Linked DNA regions of Mus musculus: region 1 is linked to region 2. The links are chromatin loops, found by intact Hi-C in ENCODE. Cell type or tissue: gastrocnemius. All regions are shown on one strand. Links, peaks and the distances in the headings refer to the core of each region. The heading gives the core; the rest is flanking DNA. Region 1 has its middle 27 kb from the start of Mc3r. Region 2 overlaps Gm14273 (predicted gene 14273).

Evidence for each region. A loop is a pair of places that touch in the nucleus more often than their neighbours do. Peaks named below come from ENCODE experiments on the same cell type or tissue, not always from the same donor. Only the 100,000 strongest peaks of a DNase experiment are listed, where the experiment ranks them.
Region 1: it touches region 2 in a loop (22-fold over the local background); 26 of 42 quality-filtered maps call a loop at or near these places.

Annotation. Positions count from the first base shown.
Region 1 is chr2:172,220,311-172,223,119 of GRCm38, reverse strand. No RefSeq gene overlaps it. Among named protein-coding and RNA genes, the nearest start is that of Mc3r, 27 kb to the left of the region's middle. In gastrocnemius, for the core only: a CTCF peak has its summit at 1,261 (motif pointing left); DNase peaks (open chromatin) are centred at 531, 883 and 1,271; H3K4me3 peaks cover 390 bases.
Region 2 is chr2:172,328,374-172,331,182 of GRCm38, reverse strand. It overlaps Gm14273 (predicted gene 14273), which reads right to left. Exons shown (of 5, transcript NR_166167.1): 2 at 661-836. Among named protein-coding and RNA genes, the nearest start is that of Gm14273, 5.4 kb to the right of the region's middle. In gastrocnemius, for the core only: a CTCF peak has its summit at 1,807 (motif pointing right); a DNase peak (open chromatin) is centred at 1,792.

The DNA of each region.
Region 1 (2,809 bases), core at 86-2,585, 110 kb after region 2:
ACTGCCAGGTTTTCGGCCCCTCTGATGAAGGCCATCATTGTTGGTGACTGTATGGACCACCCAGACCATCTCGTTCGAGCCAACCTAATCCCCTTTAATATATGCTCATATTGTCCTGTTCCCATCTACACTGACACAGGGTTGTTGAATGAGCGCTAGTGGGCACAGGTCCTCATGCTGTTTCTGCGTGGTGATGTCTGATTAGGGTCACCCAGGCTTCCTCTTCCCTGCTCTCTGAGAGCGTATTTCCTCTGAGCATCTCTCCTGTCAGCAGATGGAGCTGGCTTTTTTTTTTCCCTCTGTTGACCAGTGACAGTTCGTGTGTGAGGTAGGACATGGAGGATGCTGTCTTCACTTGGATAGGGTCCCTGTCATGTCCCCACACTTGTGGTATGGCTCTGGGTTTTGGTTCTTGAGTCTGGATCTTTTGGTTCTTGTTTGAAGCAAGGACAAAGGAACAGCGAATGCCCACCTGTGACTGGTCAGGAGAACAGTAAATGTCCTCCTGTGATTGGCCAAGATCCCTGAGAAGGCTCCGGAGCAGGGGGAGGGGACACGGGAACAGCGAATGCCCCCTGCTTGGAGACCGATATTCACAAGAGCTGCTTTTCCGTGCCCTTCACCAGCACAATTTTAAAGAAGTCAGGGAAAGGATTCCAATTTGGTCCTGGTATGGAGACCCCTCTCCCCCCATCCCCCACTTGCAAAGATCTGCCTTCAGATGAATAACTTCTCTACTGTCACCAAGGCGATTTGAATACCAATGGGGACTCTGAAGCCCACCTCTCAGCTGGTACCTGGTCTACTCTGTCCCTACTCTGCCAGGTAACAACTGAGCTTTCTGCCTGCTGCTGTCAGGCAAATGCCCTTGAGAAGTCCAGTTCCTCAGGCCCTAGGACTCCCTGTCCAGTGCTCACCAGTGCACTGCGGGTTTGGGCCCTTGCTTGCCGACTGAATTCTACCATGGCTGTACTTCCTACCTCAGTGGAACTGTGCAGACTGGATCGAGAGAATAGTAAATTGCAGCTTCTAGGACGCTCCTTGGAGACTGCAATTTGTTTTACTTAGCTGATTTCAAACATTTCACCAAATTTTATTCTGTGCCTTGGGATGCACGTATGGAAATAAATACACAGCAAACTTTTCTCTGGTTGAAGGGAAAGCAGATGTGCGTGGAAAGTAATAGAAAGTCAGAGTTCTAGGATCATACGGACCCTGAGCAGCCCAACTTCGCTAACGCCACACGAGAGGATTTGGCGCCACCTTCCGGCCAGACTGCGCATCGCAGCTCTGGGAAATTCTCTTGGGAGAGGATTTTGCTAGGAGCTTAAACAAACCAAGGCTTAAATGTGTTTAAACTATGTAGGCAAGCTTCTTAACTGTCTTAGTCAGGGTTTCTACTCCTGCACAAACATCACGACCAAAGAGCAAGTTGGGGAGGAAAGGGTTTATTCTGCTTACACTTCCACATTGCTGCTCATCACCAAGGAAGTCAGGACTGGAACTCAAGCAGGTCAGGAAGCAGGAGCTGATGCAGAGGCCATGGAGGGATGTTCCTTACTGGCTTGCTTCCCCTGGCTTGCTCAGTTTGCATTCTTATAGAACCCAAGACTGCCATCCAGGGATGGCACCACCCACAATTGGCCCTCCCATCCTTGATCACTAACAGAGAAAATGCCTTATAGCTGGATCTCATGGAGGTATTTCCTCAAGGGAGGCTCTTTTCGATAACTCCAGCTTGTGCCAAGTTGACACACGAAACCAGACAATACATTAACTAACAAGATATTTTGTCAGAGATAGGGTGGGGTGGGGTCACCTACCTCAAGATGCACTTTCTGCCACTAGAGGTGGACTGAGTCTTTTCCCAACAGAGTGGTGCTGCCTGGGTCTCTAAAATCTTCCTACAAACCAAACCACCCCAAAATACACCAAAGCCAAAACAAGAAGGTGTTTATTGACCCCCACCCCAGCAGTAGTGATGTGCCTCCTTTTCTATATTCTAATGGGGTCACTTCCAGGGTTACAGACTGAAATCCAGGAGCAGGCAGATGGGGGTTAATGACTGACGTGAGGAATCTGGAAGGAAGTTGTCTGCTCTCAGGTAATGGCAGAGGCAGAGAAGGTGCAGGGGGGAGGAGAGGGGTTCAAGGTGGAAGGGGGTTGGGGGGGGGCGTTCTGACTGTAAACAAGAACATCCATGAATTTCTAAGAGGATTCGTGAGAGTTGGCATAGATTATTGCCCCACACCAAAAGGAAAACACAAAACAAACAAACAAAAGCGACAACCACTCGAATCTCCTGTAACCCTCCCAGACCTCCTCCTTTCATCTTTCCAGTGTAAATATCAAATATAAATAGAAACACACCCCACTCAAAGCCTAGGGGAAAATTAACTGGTGGGTGGGGTGGTAGAGGCTTATGGGAAAAGCTGAAAGCCGTGTACTGGTGTGCAGGCTGCATAACGCCCACCAACAGGAAGTGCCTGCCCAGAAGTGTACTTAAGATGATTTTTTAAAAAAATATTTATTTATTTTATTTATATGAGTACACTGTAGCTGTCTTCAGACACACCAGAAGAGGGCATCAGATCCCATTACAGATGGTTGTGAACCACCGTGTGGTTGCTGGGAATTGAACTCAGGACCTTTGGCAGAGCAGCCAAGGCTCTTAACTGCTGAGCCATCTCTCCAGCCCTTAAGACGATTTTTAAGACTATTTTTTTCTTTCTGGGAAATGGATGGAAAATGGATACCTTCAGAAAAGGCAGTTTTACTAATTTATACAAACATGCCCGGAAAGTAGCGG
Region 2 (2,809 bases), core at 270-2,769:
TTTTGGGAATACAGCAAGGTGGCTGCACAAATGATCTCTGAGAGACTGTAATGACACGGGCAGAACTTGTACAAGCTCAAGCCAGACTGAGGTCCCCGCACAGAGCAGTAGCTTCGTAAACCAGGGCCCAGGTCTAGCCAGGAAGCTGTTTGTAAAGGATAGCTGCTGGGGGAGGGAGAAGCGGCTGTCATCCATGGAGTGACACTGAGCATGCCCATTGCAGTCGAGGACCAGCTTCATGCTCAGGAGTCATTGGCCAATGCAAATTGGACTCCGAGTTTTTCAGTACCTTTGGTTTTTTTGTTTGTTTGTTTTCTTTCTTTTTAAAAATTCTCTTTCTTTTTCTCTTTTTAAGAGAGAGAGGAAGAACATGAAGTTGGGTGAGTAGGAAGTGGGGAGGGAGTTGGGGAATGGAAAAGAATATGATTATACATACCGTATGAAATTCTCAAAGAATACTAAATAAATAAATAAGACCCCCCATGGCTCTGTCAGACTCCCTGGGTTACACAATTTCCCAACTCTTGGTGATAATCCAAGTTTCCTCCTCTACTTGCCAAGAGAAAGCCTTTACTTCTCCTTTTCCTCCTCCTCTTCCTCCTTCTCTTTTCATTTAGACAGGCTCTCAAAATTGTCCAGGTGGCATTTGAACTCACTGACCTTGAACTTCTGATCCTTCTTTTTGTACCTTCCAAGTGCTGAGACGACAGGCTTGCACCACCCTGCATGGCACACGATGGAATCCAAGACTTCGTGCACACTAGGCTAGTACTTTGCCTCAGTCCTGGCCTTCAGTCTGCCCGAAACTTCATTAACCAGGGAAGATTGAATTAAACCTGCAAGAAGGGAGCCTCAGTCACACATCTGGAAGAACCCAGCCCAGCTTTGACTCTTTTGCACCTGCCCACCCTAAACCTCTCCCTTCTTCTAAAATCACCAGCACCTTTATTCTCTCCCACCAGGAAGAGAGATTTAAACCTCAGCCGTCTGACCTTCAGAAGATCTTCTCTTCTCTTCTCTTCTCTTCTCTTCTCTTCTCTTCTCTTCTCTTCTCTTCTCTTCTCTTCTCTTCTCTTCTCTTCTCGCCATACCCTGTTTAGCTGCTGCTCACAATAATAAACCTGTGTGGTGTCTCTCCTGTTAGTCTGTCTATTGTCTATTGTCTATTGCTTGTACTAAAACCATCGGACCTTCAGAGGAAAACAGAACACTCCCAAGGGCTCTAGTTAACATTGAACAAGATTCTTAATGAGATTTTTTTCTCCCATCGGTGAATGGTGCGGGAATACCCCTGCGTCCATGGGATGACAATATTCTGAGTTTGTTGGGTGCTTAATCCCATGATGCCCACCTCTTCCCACTGTAAGGAGTGCTGGTGATGATCATGGCCATGTTTGCAGCATCCTTTAGAGGAAGCGCAGGCTTAATGTTTCCAGCTGCTGTTGGTTCTTGGCACTACAACCCCAAAAGTCTGGCTTCATTTAAATTTTCAAGTAAGAGAACTGAGGCCTCAGAAAGGTGAAGGAGGATGGGGGTGCTATCCCACGTGGCTGGCCAGTTCCTGGGAGCTCTTCCTGTTCCCGTACATTTCTGGCATGCTTGATGGGGGAGAGCTGCTGGCTTTGTTGGGAGACACTAGGTAAGAGGTTTCAGGGGACTGCAGAAGCCACCCCGGCATGACGGCGAGTTGCGGAGTTGCGAGTTGCGTGGCTCTGAGGCTATCAAGTGCAGATTGCTTTGGTCAGTCGCCACAAGAGCGGCTCTCAGCACAGGGCACCCTTGTAGCAGACACCAATACCCAGAAGGTGGCGCTGTAGGCTCTCCCACGGCCACGATCACAGAGGCAGAGCTACAGCAGCCCATAACATTTGCGGTAGTTTTGTGAAAGCTGTAATTTGCAAATGTAAGTACTTAAAAGATGATTTTCCTGAGTTACAGAGTCTTTCCACCTTTCAACAAAACGCCTCTGTGTGAGTGCAAATTGCTTCTTGTGGGATGCTGCCATTCCTCCATCACACTGGGGGACACAGGGCTAAATACAAAGAAACGAACCATTGTTGGTTTATTTCCTTATTGAATATTGTTAGCATGTTCAAAACGATCCTGTGCTTGTACAAAAGGTACTATTCAATGAACATATCTCCAAAGAGTATTATGCAAACACAGCATGCACAGATCTGCAGTTGAGGGCTCTGGGCCTGAGAGACCCCGAGTGAGTGGCGGCTGTGGAACCAACATGGTGGCATGTAAATCCCATTCCAGAGTGGTGCCTGTTCACAATCCGGGTTATGGGTTACCAACTAAGGACCCTTAGCCGTGCAGACTGTTCCATTGGCTACTGGCTGGAGAAGGACAAGCAGGGTGAGCAGAAAGGAGAGATTTCTTGGGAAGACAAAGCATTGTCAGGGTGCAGCTGTAGTTGTGTTGGCTCTTTGCAGTTTGCTGGGGTAGAAGTCACATAGCCACATACAGTGGGAACTGACATACCATGGGGCAGGAGGTCATTCTAGAATTTGGGTTATCCTGGAGTCAGAGGTCACTCTGGAATTTAGGGTACACTGGGGTAAAGTTTGGGATATACTAGGGTGGGAGGTTGCTGGGATTTGGGATATGCTGGGGAGAAGTCTGTCTGAGATCTGGGATATACTGGATGGGAAGTCACTTCGGGATGCTAGTGGTCAGTCTTCGCATGCCCTGTGCACTGGAAGCTTACGTAATTGAGCAAACCAATAGAGGGAAGCACTGCGCAGGGGACCGTGTGTGTCTGAGGAGCCATTGCTCACTCGTTCCAGGCCAGTACTTCCCGGCT